Regions from separate parts of the Mus musculus genome. Here regions 1, 2 and 3 are each linked to region 4. The links are chromatin loops, found by intact Hi-C in ENCODE. Cell type or tissue: heart. All regions are shown on one strand. Each heading gives the region's core, and the rest is flanking DNA. Links, peaks and the distances in the headings are about the cores only. Region 1 has its middle 8.0 kb from the start of Melk. Region 2 overlaps Rnf38 (ring finger protein 38). Region 3 has its middle 47 kb from the start of Gne. Region 4 overlaps Gne (glucosamine (UDP-N-acetyl)-2-epimerase/N-acetylmannosamine kinase).

Evidence for each region. Peaks named below come from ENCODE experiments on the same cell type or tissue, not always from the same donor. Only the 100,000 strongest peaks of a DNase experiment are listed, where the experiment ranks them.
Region 1: a loop joins it to region 4, with 15 times the contacts of the local background. A loop is called at or near these places in 15 of 42 quality-filtered maps.
Region 2: a loop joins it to region 4, with 4 times the contacts of the local background. A loop is called at or near these places in 9 of 42 quality-filtered maps.
Region 3: a loop joins it to region 4, with 10 times the contacts of the local background. A loop is called at or near these places in 32 of 42 quality-filtered maps.

Annotation. Positions count from the first base shown.
Region 1 is chr4:44,290,158-44,295,619 of GRCm38, reverse strand. No RefSeq gene overlaps it. Among named protein-coding and RNA genes, the nearest start is that of Melk, 8.0 kb to the left of the region's middle. In heart, for the core only: a CTCF peak has its summit at 2,815 (motif pointing right); no DNase peak of the experiment used is centred there.
Region 2 is chr4:44,165,091-44,170,552 of GRCm38, reverse strand. The region is part of intron 2 of Rnf38 (ring finger protein 38); the gene reads left to right. Among named protein-coding and RNA genes, the nearest start is that of Mir5106, 53 kb to the left of the region's middle. In heart, for the core only: a CTCF peak has its summit at 2,946; DNase peaks (open chromatin) are centred at 2,152 and 2,542; H3K4me3 peaks cover 3,744 bases; H3K27ac peaks cover 2,250 bases.
Region 3 is chr4:44,116,648-44,122,109 of GRCm38, reverse strand. It overlaps the pseudogene LOC115489981 and the pseudogene Ptma-ps2. Among named protein-coding and RNA genes, the nearest start is that of Gne, 47 kb to the right of the region's middle. In heart, for the core only: CTCF peaks have their summits at 2,289 and 2,490 (motif pointing right); no DNase peak of the experiment used is centred there.
Region 4 is chr4:44,063,710-44,069,171 of GRCm38, reverse strand. It overlaps Gne (glucosamine (UDP-N-acetyl)-2-epimerase/N-acetylmannosamine kinase), which reads left to right. Exons shown (of 12, transcript NM_001190414.2): 2 at 2,212-2,417. The coding sequence starts at 2,254. Among named protein-coding and RNA genes, the nearest start is that of Gne, 6.3 kb to the left of the region's middle. In heart, for the core only: no CTCF peak of the experiment used is centred there; a DNase peak (open chromatin) is centred at 3,291; H3K4me3 peaks cover 829 bases; H3K27ac peaks cover 1,839 bases.

The sequences.
Region 1 (5,462 bases), core at 215-5,214, 230 kb before region 4:
CACATGGGGACTGGAGAGATGGCTCAATGGTTAAGAGTACTGACTGTTCTTCCAGAGGACCCAGGTTCAACTCTCGGCACCCACATGGCAGCTCACAACTGTATATAACTCCAAGATCTGAAACCTTCATGTAAAGACATACAAGTAGGAAAAACACCAATGCGCATAAGATAAAACAATACAAAACCTAGAATCCAAATGATAGAAAGACAGAAATCATTCCCATAAATTGACACTCATGAGGGCATGCACACACACACACACACACACACACACACACTTAATAATTGATAAGCAAATTACAAATATTTACAAACTGGGTGGTAACGTCATGTGCCTTTAATCCGAGCATTCTGGAGGCAGAGGCAGCTGGAACTTTGAGTTCAAGGCCAGCTACAAGAGGTCTACAGAGTGAGTTCCAGGAAGGCCAGGACGACACAGAGAAACCCTGTCTCAGAAAACAAAAACAAAACAAAAGGGAGAAATATTTGTTATCTGGGCAGCCTCCAACTCATCCCATAAATATTTGTTAATCGCTTTTAAAGAATATTTCATTGTTACAATGTTATGGCATTTATATGTTAAATTTTTATTGCATTACTCTGTGTGTGTATGTGTGCTTGTGATAAATTAGTGAATGAAATAATAAATGCTCAGAGCAAAGCTGAGTGCGGTGGTACCTGTCTATAGTCCCAGCATGCAGGAGGCCAAGGTCAGAGGCCATGCTTGGCTATGTAACAAGATCCTATTGCAAAAAGAAAACATTCAGGGATTTGATTTTGAAGCAACTTCAGGGATTGGTGAAATTTTCTGATTTTGGATGGTGAACTAGTGAACTATGAGATATGAGTGAATGTCCTAATCTAGAGAAAATGTACTAAATTTGTTTTGTTTGTTTTTTTCAAGACAGGGTTTCTCCATGTAGCCCTGGCTGTCCTGGAACTCACTCTGTAGACCAGGCTGGCTTCGAACTCAGAAATTTGCCTGCCTCTGCCTCCCAAGTGCTGGGATTAAAGGCATGAGCCACCAAGCCCAGCCTGAATTCTTTATATATATTCTACATTAAATGGTTCACAATATGTTCTCCCAAACATCTGAGCATAGTCCATTATCCTTATCACAATTGTTACTTGCAAGACATCAGGCTTTCTGACCACTGTTATTTCTTCATCGAAGGAGAGATTGGGGAGGGTTAATGGATTCTCACCTGAGCTCCTACCTGTTCCCCGTCTGCCTCTAAGCCCTCTGCATGTCACTGTACCCCTATTGTACAAGAACTGGAGGTAGAGCACATTGATTATGGGTGTTAAACTGGAGAGAGGAGACAATCTACGCAGCTACAGGGAAGTCACCCTCCATGTTGGGGTGTTCCTGTCCGTGGTGCTGTTGCTTCATAAGTGACCCCTCACCACACATGCTCTCTAGGTGACCCCTCACCACACATGCTCCCTAGGTGACCCCTCACTCCTGTGACCTATGGAAGAACAGCCAGTGCTCTTAACCACTGAGCCATCTCTCCAGCCCCAGTTTTGTTTTTTAAAAAACCGGATCTTGGGCTGGTGAGATGGCTCAGTGGGTAAGAGCACCCGACTGCTCTTCCGAAGGTCCAGAGTTCAAATCCCAGCAACCACATGGTGGCTCACAACCATCTGTAACAAGATCTGATGCCCTCTTCTGGAGTGTCTGAAGACAACTACAGTGTACTTACATATAATAAATAAATAAATCTTTAAAAAAAAAAAAAAAAAAAAAAAAAAAAAAAAAAAAAAACCGGATCTTGCTGTGGAGCTCTGGCTGGCCCTTGCTATCTATCACACACTGTTATACAGCGCTGGCTGGCCTCACTATTTAGCCCAGACTGGGCCCATACTTGCAGCTACCTCCTACTTGAGAGGATTATAGGCATGTACTGACATACCTGGCTTTAGTAATCCTGGATGCTGTATGAGGGTCTTGGGCTCAATGCCTTCTGGCTATTATAATGTGCCGTGGAGTCACAGTATTGGTTTACTCTAAAAGGTAGCTTGTTAGACTCTCGAGCAGCTAAGCTGGAAGAGTTCTTGCCTAGCATGCATGAATCCCAGCTTCTATCCCAAAGACTGCAGAAACCTGGGTCTGATGGCTTACCTATAATCCCAGCACTCTGGATTTGGAAACAGGAGGATAAGAAGTTCAAGGTCAGCCGGGCGTGGTGGCGCACACCTTTAATCCCAGCACTCCGGAGGCAGAGGCAGATGGATTTCTGAGTTCAAGGCCAGCCTGGTCTACAAAGTGAGTTCCAGGACAGCCAGGGCTACACAGAGAAACCCTGTCTCGAAAAGAAAAAAAAAAGAAGTTCAAGGTCATCTTTGCGCTTCATAGTAAATTAACACCCAGTCTAGGATACACAAGACCCCCCCCCTTTTTTTTTTAATGCTTGTAAATGTCATGTTAAAGAAACATTGTAGTGCCAGGTATGGTAGCACATAACTATAATCCAATCCAAGCTTTTTGAAGGCTGAGGCAGGAGGATTGCCACGAGTTTGCAGTCAGACTGTTTTGCCCCACAAGTTTTAAGTCAACCACAGCTGCAGAGTGAGACTCTCTCTATCTATCTATCTATCTACCCATTTAAGTAGTGATATAGACTGGATAGCTTAGGGATACAGCTCAGGGGTAGATACCTCTCCTAGTTTATACAAGGCCCAGATTCCATATCCAGCACCTCAGCGTGTCTGGGGGATCGTGGCAATTTATGATCCACTGTAGGAAAATCTTCCCAGGATCTCAGATCCTTCCCAGGATATCCTTTTGTGCCCATACCCAACTGTTACCACTTGGTGGCAGTATACTCTAACCACCGATTCCATTATACTACCTTAAAAGTGGTACGGACAGAAAGAGGGCCATCATGATGTAACTCCTGATGGGCTCATACACCACACACAGCACCATCCATGAAGCATCCTTGTCATGCAAAAAGAAGGCCAAACCTGAGCTCGGCGAAAGAACACGTGCCTCTCATAAGTGAGGCCATTGAGTCAAATGCTCTGGATCCAGATATGAACTCTCACACATACACACACACACACACACACACACATACACATACACACACACACACACACACACACACACAGAGCACAGCACACATGAGCAGGTCACAGGACAAATGTAAGTATAGGTTCTTGCTTTCCACCTTGTTTTGAAGAAAGAGTCTCTCTCTCTTTCGTGTGTGTGTGTGTGTGTGTGTGTGTGTGTGTGTGTGTGTATACATGCACACATGTGCGCTTTGACTGCACATATGACTGTATCTGTGTACAATGTTCATGCCTGGTACCAGAGTAGGCGAGGAGAGGTTGTCACATCCCCTGGAACTGGAATTACAGATGGTATTGAGATAGCATGTGGGTGCTAGGCATAGAAACTGGTTTCCTGAAAGAGCAGCCAGTGTCTAGCTACTGAGTCTAGCCCCTCACAGAGTTTGCTATTCACCACTGCCTATAACAAACTACCAGGCTCAAGAGCATCCAAGTTATCTCTGGTCTCTGCCTCTCATCTCTCTGTGGGAATGCTGGGATTACAGATATTTAATACTGCACCTGGATTGACATGGATTCTTGGAATTTAAACTGAGGTACTCACATTTACATAAGCAAGTACTTTCTTCACTGTGCCTGCACAATCCCTCCAACCTTTCAATTTGGGATAGGCTCATGATCATATAGGGCTTAACTTTGAAAGAAAATGTTTTTAAAGGATACATACATGGGGGTTGGGGATTTATCTCAGCAGTGAAGTGCTTGCCTGCAAAACACAAGGCCCTGTATTCTGTTCTCAGCTTAGGAGGTGAAGGGGTGACGCATGCAGGATTGGGTGGTGGGTATGACTCAGTGACAGTGTTGGCCTAGCAATTGTGAAGCTCTCAGCCATGGGAAGAAAGAAAGAAAACAAAAGGTATACATGAACATATACACATATATGTAGAGAGAGAGAATATGTATAATATATAATTACTTATATTATACACCTATAATATACATTAACATATAATATATGTATGTGTAATTAACATACATTGTCTTAGTTGGGATTTCATTGCTCTGAAGAGACACCAGGACCAAGGCAACTCTTGTAAAGGTAAACATTTAACTGGGGCCCCCTTACAGCTTCAGAGGTTCAGTCCACGATCGCCATGATGGAAAGCACAGCAGCCTGCAGGCAGACATGCTACTGGAAGAGCCATCCAGGAGTTCTATATTTTGATCCAAAGGCAGCCAGGAGGGGGACTGTCTCCTTCAGGCAGGCAGAAAGAGGGTCTCTTCCACACTAGGCAGACCATGAGCACTGAGATCTCAAAGCCCACCCCCACAGTGATACAATTCCTCTAACAAGGCCACACCTCCTAATAGTGCCACTTCCCATGGGCCAAGCATATTCAAACCACCACACATGTGTTTAACATTGTGTTATACCCCCAACATTTGAATAATCCCCAGTTAAACTTTAAAAGTCTTTGGAGACAGAAAGATCAGGATTTAATGTCCTCCTCACAAAGACAGAATTTAAAGCCAGCCTGGACTACTGCGACTCTGTCTCGCCCACGGGATGCCAGGATTATACATATATATATATATATATATATATATATATATATATATATATATATATACTCACTGTCATTTGTGGGTTTCTTCAAAACCCAGTGTCTGAGTTCTAGTCAAAATGGAACCAGCCTAGACCCCTAAGTCCAGGAACGAAATCGTGAACAAAAGTCCTTCCAAAGCTATGATTAGAGCCTGTGAGATGATCTGGCAAAAAGATGTTTGCCCCACAAAGACCTGTTTCCTGAATCCAATCCCTGGAACGCAGGTCAAGGTAAAAGGACAGAGCTGACTCCACTAAGTGTTCTCCTGCTGTGGTATCCATTCCCCTCCTCATTACAACAACAACAACAACAACAACAACAACAACAACATGATCTTGCTATGTAGCCTCTGCTGGCCTGGAACTTGATATGTAGACCTGACTGGCCCTGAACTCTTAGAGAATGAACCTGACCTGACTCTGCCTCTTGAGTAACTGGGATTAAAAGCAGCACCTAGTTTCCCACAACTTTTTAGAAATGTGATTTAGCTTATGTAGTAAATCATACCTGTCCCTTAACACTCAGGTGGCAGAAGCAGAAAGATCATGACTTAAAGCCAGTCTGGGCTATATATTGAAACCCATCTTAAAAAGAAACAGGTGCTGGGCATGGTGGCACACGCCTTTAATCCCAGCACTCGGGAGGCAGAGGCAGGCAGATTTCTGAGTTCGAGGCCAGCCTGGTCTACAAAGTGAGCTCCAGGACAGCCAGGGCTATACAGAGAAACCCTGTCTCGAAAAACCAAAAAAAAAAAAAAAAAAAAAAAAAAAAAGAAAAGAAAAGAAAAGAAAAAGAAACAGGGAAGAGCTAGAGAGATGGCTCAGTGGTTAAGAGC
Region 2 (5,462 bases), core at 339-5,338, 100 kb before region 4:
CTCTTAGACAAATTCCTTAATGATCTCTGTAAAGAAGTAGATAGGCAGGTATTGGAGATCCAGCTCAAGGCCTTAACATGTTAGACGTGTGTTCCAGCGCTGAGTTTCACGTAACTTAGATAACAACAGATGAACACCAAACCTGTAGCTATACTTAAAAACTTCAAGGTGGAGAAAATTAACGGTGTGTTTGTAATGTCCCAATAAAGATAGAAAAACTTGATGGCATAAGGAGGAGAATAGTTAGAGCCAAATCCTTGAGAAAATGAAACCGGATACAGAATTGGAGTGCTGTGAATTTTCATTGCGGTCAGATCTGAGCTTCTTTATGGTTCCTGTGAGGTGCTGGGTGTCTACTTTAGTGGAGGTTTGTGATGACTGCTCTTCCTCCTTTGTATTAGAAGGGTAGGGCCCCTGGGCTGAGCTCAGTTACAACTACCAGATACATTTGAAGTCCACTTCCACACGTCCCCATTTCATAGGCAGTGATCTGATAAAGGACTTCAAGAAGACAGTCACAGTTTTCACCTGACAAGAAAACCACTTCTAAAGGACAGCCTTGAAGTCCTCAAAAAGCTCTTGCCACAGCAACTTTTCTTTCAGGTGCTGGATATGCAGCTTTAAAAATGTTAGTTCACTAGTATGTACTAATTACATACATTTCCAGTGCTATACCACATGGATACTTTCTGGTATCCATGGTATAGCTCTGATACCTTCTGGGCTGTGCAGATGTAGAAAATTCTCATTACAGAAAGTGTGTGTGTGTGTGTGTGTGTGTGTGTGTGTGTGTGCGCGCGCGTGTGTGTGTGCGCGCGCTTAAAACTCTTCAACAGGGCTTTCTGCCATTGTGGAAAAAGACAGCAAGCAAAGCTTTAGCTGAAACTACTGTTGAACAACTAAGACATAATTTCTGCCCCACCACATTAGATTGTCAGTTGTCTTATGAAAAGCATGCCCCGTCACTGTGTTTTTATCTGTATCAGACTTGTGGGCTAAGAAAGCATTTAGAAGTTGGGTGTAATGGTACATGCCTTTAATCCCAGCACACTAGAGAAAGGGGCAAATGGATCTCTGTGAGTTCAAGGCCAGCCTGGTCTAAGAGTGAGTTGGGGTGGGGAGGCAAAGAAAAGAGAAGGAAACATAATGGGGGTGAAGAACTGGGGTGAGGGAATACTTCTCTTTCCAGCTTCCCTTTGTATTAGAATTATGCAAGAATTGCTAGAACTTTGCTTCAACAGTTGCTAAGCACCTGAAATAGTGAGCCTTGGAGTTAGTCACAATAGAGCAGTGGTGCTCTGGTACTGGTTGACAGATGTACATAATTATCATATGGTGTTGTTCCTAAACAATGTATATGATCCAAGAAGATCCTGAAACATTTTAGTGTTGATTTTCTTACCCGAGGCCACTGAGACTCAGAGAAGGAAGAAGGGAAGGGTTAAGCCCTCTAGAGGTTTGATTGCTTTCCCTTTTCTGCCCTTTTACCCCACCCCCTCCTGTTTATTCTTAGCCTCCTCCTACACCCACCTTCTTTCTTCGACTCTAGGTTTTAGACCGGATTTTGATACAGTAGACCAGGCGGACCTAAAGCTCCTATTCGTCCTCTTTCTCAGCTTTCCCAGGGTTTGAGCCCGCCATGCCCAGCTCAGTCTGAGTTTTCTGTTCACCGATCCTTTAACTTTTAATAAACTTTTAAAGAAACTTCTAATTTCTACTTAAAAAGCCTACTTTTCCATAATTTCCAATGGTATTGAACAATTCTTTTCCTTGTATTTACTGAGCCAATATAGGGTTTATGTTCTCTATTGGATCTTCACCCCAATAGTGAGCTGAGGCTTCATTTAGTATTCGAACTTAACTTCCTATCTCAGCAAAGTCACAGAATCTGTCACCGTCGTCCTGAGGGTTGGACAAGTTAGATACAAGCCTGCTTGTTTTGTTTTGAAACCACGTGTCTACATCAGTAAAAGTTCCTGCATCTTAGGTCATGTAAATACATACTATATTGTGAGGTTTACTGCTCTACTGCTGACTTTTAGAGTTGCTGGCGGGAGCGAGAGCTGCCGCCGGGCTAGGCACTCCCTGCGTTGGGAGACGCTGCCCCACCTCCCCACCTTCGCCGCCCGAGCAAGCCGAGCGAGTGAGCTTGGGCGGGGCTGCGCAGGGGCGCTGCGCACCGGCTCTGTTGCCGGAACTGGCCCGAGCGGCCTGGACGTGCGCGGCCCCGCCCCCGCGGGTGGAAACAAAGGGGGCTCGGCGCGGGGGAAGAGGCGGAGCTACCCGGCGATCCTGCGCTTGGCTGGCTAGGTTTGTGCGGGCAAGGGGAGGGGAGGGGAGGGGAGGGGAGGGGAGGGGAGGGGAGGGGAGGGGAGGGGAGGGGAGGGGAGGGGAGGGGAGGGGAGGGGAGGGGAGGGGAGGGGAGGGGAGGGGAGGGGCGGGCGTCCGGAACTCCGAGGTGGGAGGCTGTCGAGTTCTGCGGTTCGAAGCGTAGCGCTTGGGGTATCGCCTGCGCGCGCAGCGCAATTCACTGCGCCGGCGCGGCCCGCGCGGGTCCGCGAGCGCTGACAAGGGGTGCAGTGGGGTGGGCTGGGGCGGGGCCCCTCGTGCGGCTGGCGGGCGTGCCTCCGGAGGCCGGGGCGGTTGGGACGGCGGGCAGAAAAGATGGGGCTTCCCAGGCGCTAGTCGGCTCCTTCGGCGCAGGGCGTGGAGCCGTGGGTTTCTGGAGAGGCGCGTGTGATGGTGCCAAGAGGAAGGAAGCGCCGTGACAGCGCCTCAGTCGGAACCCGGGTTCCGAGGGCAAGGACGATCGGGGACGGCGGCCCTGGCGAGCTGGCCGCCGGCGGGGCGAGCAGTCACAATAGGAGGCGGCGGCCCGGCCGGGAGCGGTGGGAGCAGCCCCGCAGGGCGGAGCCTCCCCTCGCAGGTACTGGCGGCGACGGCCGTTGGCTCCCGCGCGAGGGCGGTACTGGCCGCGGGAGGTTGGGAGCCGGCGGGCCGCGCTCGGCGGACGTTTCCCGGCAGCCTGGCGCTCTTTGTTCCCGCGGCGGCGGGGAGCCGGCCCGCCCCTGCCTGGACGAGACGCAGGTGAAGTGATGATGTCACTTGGGAGAACTCAGAACCCGGTTGGAGGGGTCCTCTCTCGCGGCCTTCTACCTCCGCGGGTTTCTGGACGGGCTCCGTTTTGTTCTCAGTGGATGGAAGTTCTTCCTTTCAGGGCTGAAGAATGAGAGAGGTTGGTTTTTGAAACAGGAGTTTTTCGGGTTACCGAAAGCCAACGAGAACTAAGTTGTTGGTTTTTTTTCCCCTATATATGATCCAACGAGGACAACGCTTTTGTGTTAGAGGCCATTCAGTAAAAGTTGAACGTGCTAATTCTTTTACCATAGAGTTGAATACTTAAATATAATCGTTGGATAGCGATTTCTTTCCTTATACGAGGTGGATATTGAAATGTATTCAGCGCTCATACATGACTCTTGGAATTCTTAAGTCTGCCGAATACTGCCTGTTTTGCAGATACTATTGTAGTAACATTTACTTAACGAAGTTTCTTTAACTAGCATGCAACTTTGTAACCAGGATTTAAGGAATTCCAATTACATTTGAATCATAGTCGAAAAATAAACTTGTGGTTCATTTTGGGGAACACACTGTCTAATGGCGAAATCCAACTTACTTGAAAAATGACAAGATCAAACGTGTTGGGTTTCTTGCGGAAATAAGTAACACTCAAAGATGACAATTTTGAGTGGGAATTGTCCTCTTGAGATAGTTCCTTTTACTTTAGAAACATACTAGTATATATGTATTTTGCCTTTAGAAAACCTGCTTATCCTAAGCCTGTTGATTATAAGGTTCTACTTTAAAGTCAATTCTTTAGTTTTATGTAGGAGTAAGTACTACTTTTTCTACAAGCTCTGGAGGACTCAAAGGATAGTATTAGGTTCTGCTCTAAGAGATCTTGGCCTCACATTCTCTGTAAGTTAAGAAAGAATTGTATTTAAACCCTCTGATCCTTCCACCAGTGGTGTATTACATTCCAAAAGGTAGTTGGCTGTGTTTCTACGCTTGTTAAAGTTTATGCCCATCTTGATTCTTTTAAAAATGTTTTTAACAATAAATATGTTTGGACAACTTGCCCTATTTGGTTGGGTGCCTCTGCCTCATGTGTTCTGGAGGTTGATAAGTCTCCAGCTTTGCTGCAAGCACCTTCACCTGCTGAGCCATTTCATCGGGCCTTATCCTTAACTAAGTTGGTAAATATTAATCTACGTATGTATAAATTCTTTTCTTTACTAGAGCAGTCTGATTTTTGACAAAGATTGGAACAAATCTACTAAGGGAGTCTGTAAGCATTAGATAGATCTATTGTCTCTCTTTGCCCCAGCATTGGATAAGTCTTAGTTAACACTGCCAGGCACTGTGATTATATTTTTATTTAGCTTAATGTGGGTGAGAAGCCTTTAAAATAAAAATCTCCAAAATGGTTAGATCCTTGAGCAGTGTAGAAAGACTGTTAGTCAAGATGTTTATCTTTAGTTCTATCTGTTTTGTATTTTGTGCTGCCATTAGTTTGGAGCACTGTTTTGTAATCTCTCTTACTGGAAAGGTAGGTAGTTCTTGATTAGTCTTGATTGTTGCATGGTGTCTCTGGTGCTGTTTACAAATTTTCTGCTTGTTTTTCAGTTAGGTGCATATATGAATATAACTGCTTCATTTCATAGATTGCTTTCAGTTTTCTCTGCAGGGAACATAAGCATTGCAGTATTAATTTGTACATACAGTTCTGGTTCTATCCCATCTATCAGAAGATATTAAATACCTATTATGACATTGGCTAAAGGAACAAAATGATTGAATTCTTTGTAGTAAATGAAAGAGAAATTTAAACAAATGAAGTACAGGGGTGATGTACACATTCTCATTTCCTCCCAGTTTGTCTGTCTATACTATACTACTTAGTTGTGTCTTAGTTGTGTCTTACCATTGTGCTATGGAACTCTGGACTGGGAAAAGGAGAGGGAGCAAGTAGTCTTTAGTTGTTTTTTACCAACCTTGGTTTTGAGTGATTCCCAAAAGACATAGATCTACTTAGTTTGTCTTAAATCAAGAATGGGAATAAGTTTTACTTAGCACCCCCATGTTTACCCCAATTAGTGTCTAGTGGCTTCTCAAAAATGGCACACACAGATAGTGCTGAGAGGTCAGAGGACAGCCTTAGGTATTCATTCATACCTACTGTCTTGAGACAGGCGCTCTTGCCCACTGCTGTATACACCAGGCTAACTGGCTGGTGAATTTCATGGAGTCTCCTGTCTGTTGCTCAGTTTACCACAGGAGCACTGGGATGCATTACTATTCTTCCTGACTTTATATGGATTCTGGGGATTGGACCTCAAGTCCTCATGCTTGTGAGCCAAGCAAATTATCCTGAGCCATCTCTCCAGCACTCCAAGTTT
Region 3 (5,462 bases), core at 232-5,231, 53 kb before region 4:
TTTATGAAAATGATGGAGGTCTTCCTTAATGAGGAAACAGAGAAATCCCTTGAAGAATCTGTGACAACACAAACCGTGGAAGTGACTAAAACAGTTTCAGACCTGAAAGTAGAAAAAGAATAAAGAAAACCCAAATGGAGGGAAATCTGCAAGTGAGAAATTTAGGGACTAGAATAGGGATGCCTGTCGAGGAACAGGAAGCATACAGAACACCAACTAGATTAGACCAGAAAAGAAAATCCCCTTGGCACATAATAATCAAAACACTGCATATACAGAAAAGAAAGGGAATGTTCAAGGCTGCAAGGGGAAAAGTCAGGTTTATCATATTAACACCTGACTTCCCAGGAGAGACTAAAAGCCAGAAGAGTCTGAATAGATGCTCTACAGACTATGAGACCACAGATGCCAGCCCAGACTGCTACACCCAACAAAACTTAGAATCACAATAGATGGAGGGGGGAAAAAAGAGACATTCCATGATAAAAACCAAATTTCAGCAGTGTCCATCTACAAATCCAGCCTCACAGAAGGTGCTGGAAGGAAAACTCCAACCTAAAGAGGGTAACCACACCCAAGGAAACACAAGGAATTATCAGAGACCACCAAATCAGGGGTGGGGGACATCACCACAACAAAATAATGGGAATCAACAAATACTGCTCTCTGATGGTTCTCAGCATCAATGGCCTCGACACCCCAATAACAAGACACAGACTAAGAGAATGGGCACAGAAAGACGGTCCGTCCTTCTGCATCCAGGACACACACCTTCACATCAAAGGCAGACAGCACCTCAAAATAAAAGGATAGAAGAGTTATCCCAGACATTTTAATATCTGACAAAATCGACTTTAAGCCAAAGCTAATCAGAAGATATCGGGAAGAACTTATCAAAGCAAAGACTTACCAAGGACATTTCAGTTCTTAATCTCTATGCACCGAATACAAGGTCATCCAAGTTCGTTAAAGAAACATTAGTACAGCTTAAATCACACCTTGACCCTCACACACTGATAGTGGGAGACTTCAGCGCCCCACTCTCACCAATAGACAGGTCATCCAGACAAAAACTGAACAGAGAAATGCTGGAGCTGACAGACATTATAAACCGAATGGACCTACCAGGCTTCTAGAGAACAGTCCACCCAGACACAGAAGAACGCACCTCCTTCTCGGCAGATCATAGAACAACCTTTAAAATTGACCACATATTTGGACACAAAGCAAGTTTCAACAGACACAAGATAATTGAAATACCACCCTCCATCCTATCTGACCACCACACACTAAAGCTGGATCTCACCAACAACAGGAAGCTTGCAAACCCACAGAAATGGAGCAGCTCACTGTTCGGTGGAAAGACGGGTCAAAAGAAAGAAATCAAGGACGTTCTAGAATTAAATTATAATAAAATAAAAAAACCAAACTCATGGGACTCAATGAAGGTGATTCTAAGAGGCAACTAATGTCTACACAGAACAACAAACCCTGGAGATCTTGTTCTAGTAAATTAGCAGCACAGAAAGCTCTAGAACAAAAAGAAGAAATCACAGCCAAAGGAGTAGATGGCAAACAAAAGTCTAAACAGGGCTGGAATCCAGGTGAGTGTTTTATGGGATTCCTGAATGGGGGGCGAGCGTCTCTGCTTCTTGTGCCTTCCCTTGGGCTCTTTTCCTTATTCTCGTTTGTTTGTTTGTTTTGCCAACTTCCGTTGTGTTCGATTTTGTTTTATCTCATTACATTTTGTTTTATTAACTCTTGCATGCCTGTTTTCTAATGAGAGGCAGAAGAGGGGGGTTTATCTGGATGGGAGAGGGGCAGGGGGGAAACTGGGAGGAGTAGAGGGAGCTGTAATAGTGATCGGGATATGTTATGTGAGAAAAAAATCTATTTTCAATAGGAGAAAAATATTACTATTAGCCCCTCACCCTAGTCCAGTTAGTGCTGACTGTGTGTGAACGGATGGGGGCCATCCCCGGGCATGAACAGCTTACCTGTGGCCACATCCACAGGGCATAGTGACCCTCCCTCCCTCAGCAGCCATCAGTTAGCTGTCAGGACCTCCTCAGTCAGAGGCCGGGCCTTGGATGAGTGTTTCTCAACCCATGTTAAATTCTGACTGGCTAGCTCCATGCCATGCAGCCCTGCTGCAGAAGCCAAGGCTCGTAAGCATCTGCTACATCATCGTGGTTGGAAGACAGGACTTGACAGCTCTCATCCCCAGCCTATGGGAGAGCTCAGGGACAACCCATCTGAAGTTGAGCACTAGCGGTCACCTATTGTCACAATGGATTGGTGTGATACACCTGATGTCCTTTAATGTTCACCAATTTAAAATATCTATATTTTATTTTAAAGGGTTTCTTTTAAATTCTATAAATAACAACAAAGATCTGAATAAACTAATGTGAAAATGGAGAAGGAAAAGAAAAGAAAAAAAGAGAACAGATGACCAGGCTAATGAAAAAATACTAATTCATAAATTTTCCACCAGGGGGCGCTATCACACACTTCCAAGTACTGAGAATAAGCTGTTCACAGGTCAGATTGGTGTGATTTTAAAAGTCTAAGTGTCCACACGTTAGTCTTTGTTCTTGAGTTTCATGCGTTTAGCAAATTGTATCTTATATCTTGGGTATCCTAAGTTTCTGGGCTAATATCCACTTATCAGTGAGTACATATTGTGTGAGTTCCTTTGTGATTGGGTTACCTCACTCAGGATGATGCCCTCCAGGTCCATCCATTTGCCTAGGAATTTCATAAATTCATTATTTTTAATAGCTAAGTAGTACTTCATTGTGTAAATGTACCACATTTTCTGTATCCATTCCTCTGTTGAGGGGCATCTGGGTTCTTTCCAGCTTCTGGCTATTATAAATAAAGCTGCTATGAACATAGTGGAGCATGTGTCCTTCTTACCGGTTGGAACATCTTCTGGATATATGCCCAGGAGAGGTATTTCCGGATCCTCCAGTAGTACTATATCCAATTTTCTGAGGAACCGCCAGACTGATTTCCAGAGTGGTTGTACAAGCTTGCAATCCCACCAACAATGGAGGAGTGTTCCTCTTTCTCCACATCCTCGCCAACATCTGCTGTCACCTGAATTTTTGATCTTAGCCATTCTGACTGGTGTGAGGTGGAATCTCAGGGTTGTTTTGATTTGCATTTCCCTGATGATTAAGGATGTTGAACATTTTTTCAGGTGCTTCTCTGCCATTCGGTATTCCTCAGGTGAGAATTCTTTGTTCAGCTCTGAGCCCCATTTTTTTTTAAAGATTTATTTATTTATTTATTTATTATATGTAAGTACACTGTAGCTGTCTTCAGAGGGCATCAGATCTCATTACGGGTGGTTGTGAGCCACCATGTGGTTGCTGGGATTTGAACTTCGGACCTTCGGAAGAGCAGTCGGGTGCTCTTACCCACTGAGCCATCTCACCAGCCCTGAGCCCCATTTTTTAATGGGGTTATTTGATTTTCTGGAGTCCACCTTCTTGAGTTCTTTATATATATTGGATATTAGTCCCCTATCTGATTTAGGATAGGTAAAGATCCTTTCCCAATCTGTTGGTGGTCTTTTTGTCTTATTGACGGTGTCTTTTGCCTTGCAGAAGCTTTGCAACTTTATGAGGTCCCATTTATCGATTCTCGATCTTACAGCACAAGCCATTGCTGTTCTATTCAGGAACATTTCCTCTGTACCCATATCTTCAAGGCTTTTCCCCACTTTCTCCTCTATAAGTTTCAGTGTCTCTGATTTTATGTGGAGTTCCTTAATCCACTTAGATTTGACCTTAGTACAAGGAGACCCCGGAGCTCTTGACTCTAGCTGCATATGTATCAAAAGATGGCCTAGTCGGCCATCACTGGAAAGAAAGGCCCATTGGACTTGCAAACTTTATATGCCCCAGTACAGGGGAATGCCAGGGCCAAAAAGTGGGAGTGGGTAGGTAGGGGAGTCGGGGGGAGGGTATGGGGGACTTTTGGGATAGCATTGGAAATGTAAATGAGGAAAATACCTAATAAAAATATTTTAAAAAGAAATAGTTTGAACTTGAAAAAAAAGAAAATGTAAAAGTGAAAATATTAATTAAAAGTAGAAATGGATTTTAAAAAAAAGTCTAAGTGGAATGGTACGTTGTGGGGTACACCTGTAATACTGACATTTGGGAGGCAGAGGCAGGAAGATCACAGGTTTGAAGCCGGCTTGGGTTACATGGTGTGACCTGATGTTCCCAGAAAAAAAGCCACACCTATGTTAAAGTTGTTGATTGTTGGTTGGTTGCTCTTGGTTGCGGTTTGTTAAGGAGTCATGCGTAAAGAAGAGACAACACGAAGAAATTAGATATCCTGACAGTGAAAATCAAACTCGTCCTGTGGAACTTGATTCCCCTAATCAGCAGAAAGTAGTCTAAGGATAATGTCACCCTCTTTCTGACCCGACTTTATTCAGGAATCTCTTTCCTTTCCCCTCTCTTCTTTTTATCTCCTGTCTCACGCTACGAGGTTGAAAGGGTAGGAAAAGGATTGAAGTAGAAACTCACTCTGTGTGAATATGAATGCTTCCATTGCCAGCCTACCTCACACTCCACTCCCCAGGCAGATGAACATCTTCCTAGGCCTGCTCATTTTTTTTTTTAAACCTTTGTTTACTCTGCATATGTATGTGTGCGCGTGTGTGTGTGTGTGTACTCGCGCACGCGCGCGCGCACTTGAGGTAGGTAAAAGAGGGCACTGACAGGAGCTGGGCCCTAAGGAGCAAACTCAGGCCATCTGTCTGCTGAGCCATCTCACTAGCCTTCCACCTTGTTTGTTTGTGTGTTTGTTTGTTTGTTTGTTTGTTTGTTTTTGAGACAGGGTCTTACCTAGCCCAGGCTAGCCTGGAACTTACTATGTAGCCCAGGTTGGCCTCAATGATCCGGCAAAGTGCTGGGGTTGCAGGCATGTGTCATCACCCCGGGTGATGGGCCTTTGAGTACCCTTCTTCCACAGACTTCCACTGACTTCTAGGCTGTCAAGATTCCACTTCCCTACTTTTCTCTTGAGACAGGGTTCACTGTGTAGCCTGGGCTAGCCTAGAAAACTTCAAGTAGAGCAGGCTGACCTAAAATAAAGATAACTCCTGCTGCCTCCCAAGTGCTTGGATTAAAAATGTGTGCCACCATACCTGAGTGTCTCTGTACTCTCACAGCCAAGCCCTTCACAGCCTCCAAGAGAAGCCGTTCTGACTAGGGTTGCCTTCAACCCAAACACAAGTCCTTACCGTCTCCCTACCTCCTACAGGACAAAGTCCCATCACCTCAGATGACCTCTCCCTGTCCAAGTGTCTAACCTCTATCACTGCCGCAGCTTCAGTTCTGCTGAGCCTCACAGCACCTGTGGCCTGGATGTGACTCAGCAGCCTTGGCCTGCTGGGGGCACTTTATCGATTTCTTCTCAGAACCCAACCTCTCTGG
Region 4 (5,462 bases), core at 236-5,235:
TCCTAAAAAGCTTTGACTTAAAAAAATTAAAAAGGACACTTGTGTTTTTATAGTTTATACCGCTGACTTACTTGGGTTAGTTAGAACAGTTCAGCATAACCCGGCAAACACAAACCACCAGCAGAGAGAAAGTTCATTGTTGTGTAAAATAAATAGAAACCGACCAGCTGCCAATCATTTGCTTTGCCTCACCCAGTGAATTAAACGTCACCAACAGTTCAGTCAGCCCACAGTTGGTCAGCGGAGGGAGGATTCTGTGCAAGAGCACTTAAGACAGCTGATATGGAAGAATAGTTTTGTTTTTAAAGCGAGAGGAGTGCTTTGGCCTCTTTGCAGGATACTCATTTGGCAATGGAGCCTTTCATTGGGCAGAATCGGCCTTTACTGGTATTGCGCTTCATGCTGGGAGTTTGCATGGTCGGGGAGCTCCACACTGAAGGACAGGAGCAGTTGCTTTAGATGAGGCACTCACTGCAGAAGTCTCCCGAAGGGCTTCTCTAGTGAGCCTCAGAAGACAGGACGACTCCTATCACAGTCTCACCAAGGCTGTCTGGATTCTTAATTCAAGTTCCAAATATTGATGGACTCCCTCAAACCTAAGCACTAAGCTCAGAGTCCATGAGAAAAAACTTAGCATCACTAATGGGAAGTTTAAAGTGTTCCATAGAACAAGTCTCTCCCCTCCCCTCCCCTCCCCTCCCCTCCCCTCCCCTCCCCTCCCCTCCCCTCCCCTCCCCTCCCCTCCCCTCTCCTCTCCTCTCTGCCCCTTCCTCATGTCATGCCTCACTAGACTGGCTGTCAACTCAAGAGCTTCAGAGCCTTCTGCCCAGCCTTCTGAGTCCTGGGATTACATGACATGTGACAAGTAGAGACAAATTCCATAAAGCAAGCATCTCTCGTTCTAATTTTTGACTTTGCGGATGAAGGGTGTGGCACGAGGGTGGACAGGAAGATAGGTGAGCAGAGGAGTTACACTAAAGGGTTTTTGTGTATGTGGTAGGGCCTCAGTGCCAAGAGGAAGGTGGCATCTGTAAGGGATGGGGTGAGAAGGACCTGGGGTTTCTGTGAATCCTTTCCAGAAGAGGTGACACTTGGCTGATTTTTGGAGCCTGAGTAGGAGTCTGGGCAAGAGGGGAAGGAAGTTTTCGGCAGAGGTGCTTAGATCTATGGATGGCATAGAGCCACTAGTGAGTCCACAGGCTTTCTCATATGCCGAAGCTTTGACAGTTGGTAAAGGTAGGAGAGAGAGAGAGAGAGGTGGTTTAAAAGACTGGGTGAGGTCCAGGTTAGCAGTTTGGATTCTATCCCATTAGTGAGGCATGCTGGTTGGTGTGACAATCAGATCTGTGAAGTTGGGAGCGTTCCTTTAAAAGTCTGTGGGAGAAGGCAGCACTAGAGGCAGACCCACCACTGACCACGGTCTCAGACTCAAGACGAGAGACTGCTCTAAGGGAAAGGCTGGTGGGGGTCAGAGGAGGAGACAGACTGAGCGCTCAAGGGTGATTAACAGGGCTTAGGGGGACTGGTGAGGGATGGAAGCAGCAAGGTATCAGGGCGTTTGGATGAGTGGTCCCTAACTGAGTTAGAGAACAAATGGAAAAACAGGTTTGCAGCAGAAAATCAGATCAGGTTGGGAAGTTGGCTTTCAGGTGGCTTGGGGATGCCTAGCAGAGCCATATGTGGGCATTTGGAGTCGACCTCGAGGCCCAGCATGCTGGTACAGGTGGGGTCTTAGAGGTCGACTTTCCTCCTAAGCATCCTTATCTTCCCAAGGGACTGGGAAGTGTGAGGGCAAAGACATGTTCTTTAAAGATGTGAACTTGGGGGTTGGGCGGGAGGCAGTGGTGGGGCACGCCTTTAATCCCAGCACTTGGGAGGCATCTACCCAGGCTTTCTAACAGTCAACTTTGTTGGGCTCACTTGTGAGTATACTAAGTATTTTTTTTAAATTTCTAGCACACAGTTTTAAGCTAATAATCAAAGAGCTGATATTTATTTATCCTTTGAAAGAACATTGTGTTTTGGTGTGCCAGTGAGAGAAAGGGGTGGAGCTAGGTCAGCCTGCTGGAATTTCATCATCACACACCAACAAGAGTGTTATGCCGAGCGGCACAGGGGAGCAAAGGTTACAAGCCAAGCAACTGAAAACGCCGCTTTCCTACCTAGTGGTAATTCCAGTTACAAACAAGAACTTACTTTTTGTATCATTAGGAACTCTATTTTAAGAAACTCTCAAGTAAAAAGAAGCAAGTCATGGAGAAGAACGGGAACAACCGAAAGCTCCGGGTTTGCGTTGCCACCTGCAACCGAGCTGACTACTCCAAACTGGCCCCGATCATGTTCGGCATCAAGACAGAGCCCGCGTTCTTTGAGTTGGACGTGGTGGTGCTCGGCTCCCACCTGATTGACGACTATGGGTGAGCTGAGTGCTTCCTTGCTTCCCCCCCCACTCCCACCCCCGACGGTGTGCCCTGGGGAGCTTGGGTCTGGTAGGCTTGTGGACCTCCTGTCAGGTAGTTCCTCCCTAGTCTCTGTGTACCTCGGAGAACTTGGGAAGCATCCCAGAGTTGGCGTCTTCAGTTACAAAATTGGGTGAAACCAACATGGCAGTGAAGCCTGTCACAGTGATGCTGTTTAGTAGATACTTGATAACCAACAGCTGGAAACATTACTGCACTCAGAAGAAATACCATAAATATGTGTGTGTGTGTGTGTGTGTGTGTGTGTGTGTATATAAAAGTTGGACTATAATAACATGGCTTCAAGGCATAATTTTGGGGTTGGGGTTTGAGCCCAGAGCCTCAAGCATGCTAAACACATGCTTTACCGCTGGCATGCTTTCCTTCACCCCAATGTGTCCTGTGAGTTTTGAGGGCAATGAGCGTAGTGGTGCATGTCTACTTGAGAAGCAGAGGCAGGAGGATTGCTTTGAGTTTGAGGCCTGCCCAAACTACTTAGTGAGTTTTAGTCTAGTAAAGAGCTGCACAGTAAGACCCTGTCTCCAAACAAACAAACAAACAACAACAGAAACCAACACTGGTTTACAGGTTAATTGCATGTAAAGTAGTATAAATGAAACAAGATATACAAAAATCTAACCTATTTTGAGGCAAATTAAAATGTCCTGTTACCAAGATCATTGGTATTATGTGTGTGACATTAAGGTTTGCACCATATGCAGGGTATATTTGAAAACTGAAAGGTATTCTGAGAGAGCCCTGCATGGAGAAACCAGAAAGGAGCCTTGGCTCTGCCCTCGGTGTGCATCTAGCGCACCCTTGTGGTGTGAAATGGCCTTGCAGCCTCCAAAGACTGCTGGAGCCGCATGGCCGCACATGGAGAACAGTAAGCAGACCTCCGCCTGTCTCCAGTCTCCACGTGTCAGCCTGCTGTGAGAGGACAGTGAGGAGCAGGGAGCAAGCTTATGGGACCTCCCGTGGATAGTCTTCTTTTTCACTTGAAATGAATTCTGGCTTCCTAAGACAGTGCACTTGATTGGTAGGACGTAGTGCGAGCTGGAGGTGAAAGTCTCAGTAGGTTTTGTGTGACAAAGCTTGGGCAGGAAGGCTGGCAGGAAGGAGGCGCTCCAGGAAGTGGAAGCAGCCACAGCCCCTGAGGTCGAAAGGTAATATTTGCTGGTGAGACTGTTGAGTAGGAAACCCAGCTAGTACTAAGGGGAAGTGCGTGCGTGCGTGCTTGGGTACCTTCTAACGTGAGGAGCTGAGTAACGTGCAGACAAGACTGTGAGGGACTTCACATAACCTTCTTGTACCTTCTCAGGTTTAAACTATGAGAATACATTTTACAGATTTTATTTTATTTTTTATAGTTTTTGTTTTAGGGAGATTTTTGTTTCAATTTGTGAGACGGTTTCTTTTAGCCCAGACAGGCATCAAACTCTGTATGTAGCCAAGAATAACCTTGTTCTGAAATTACAGACATGTGTCACCATGCCTAGCTCATTTTTGTCTAATAAATAAATTAATTAATTTATACACAGTGTACTGGGCTAGTTTTGTGTCAACTTGACACAGCTGGGGTTATCACAGAGAAAGGAGCTTCAGTTGAGGAAATGCCTCCTTGAGATCCAACTCTAAGGCATTTTCTCAATTAGTGATCAAGGGGGAAAGGCCCCTTGTGGGTGGGACGATCTCTGGGCTGGTAGTCTTGGTTCTATAAGAGAGCAGGCTGAGCAAGCCAGGGGAAGCAAGCCAGTAAAGAACATCCCTCCATGGCCTCTGCATCAGCTCCTGCTCCCTGACCTGCTTGAGTTCCAGTCCTGACTTCCTTTGGTGATGAACAGCAGCATGGAAGTGTAAGCCGAATAAACCCTTTCCTCCCCAACTTGCTTCTTGGTCATGATGTTTGTGCAGGAATAGAAACCCTGACTAAGACAAATTGGTACCAGCAGAGTGGGGTATTCCTGTGACAACCTGACCATGTTTTGGGGAGGTCTGTGGAAGGACTTTGGAACTTTGGTCTTGAAGATCCATTCGTTGTTAAGAGCTCTGTGGGATGTTGTGTAGGAGCTTGGAAGATAATGTTGAGAACAGTGTAGAAGATGGAGGCCTGGCTTGTGAAATTTCAGAGGGAAAATTAAAGACTCTTTTCAGGGCCATTGCTGTTTTGATTGTGAAGATTCTGTAGTTCTGGTTAGCTGGGGCTGAAGAATCAGCTGTGATTAACAAGATACCAGAACTACCAAAGCAAAAACTTTGCATTACTGGGACTATTGATGCTGGTTAGCTGGAGCTAAGAAATTAGCGGTGATTAAGAAGAGACCAGCATCATTGAGGTGACATCTTCTGGGAAGTGTTTTCTGAGAGCACAGTGGCTGTGTTCCAGATATAGCCAAAGTTGTACCTTGTGCTGTGGCTGGACTTGGTAATGTGTAAGGGTCACCCAGGTGGTACTGGTTTGAAGGCATGAAGGAGTTGAGTAGAGCAGCTGAGGCTTGGCACTGTGAGAGGCCATGGAAGGCCATTGGTGAAAGTCCAGCCTCAGTTGCAATTAATGGCCCAGGACTGAAGGGGTCATGCAGTGTTTTGGAGATGCCAGTACCATGAGATGACCACCAAGAGCAGCAGCAGCAGTGGAGTACAGGCATCTGGAGCCTAGAGGATGACTCGTGTGCTACAAAGGGCATGGCTGGAGAAGTGACCCAAGCCCTTGGAGGAGCCCAGAAGATCGTAAGTTGGATCCCAGACATTGGACGGTTGGAGATTGACTTTTGCTTTTGATTGTGGCTGTGCCCTGATATTTTCCCTCTTGAAGGAAGAAACTGTTTTAGTGGAGCCCACAGTTAAGAGACTTTTAATTGTAAAAAGACTTTGGATTTTAAAAGAGATGGATATTTTAAAGAGATTGAAAATTTAAGAATATGTAAAGACTGTGGGACTTTTAAAGTTGTTTAGATCTTGGGGATGAATAAGAATGTAAGGGTTGAGGCTTACTAGTGATGT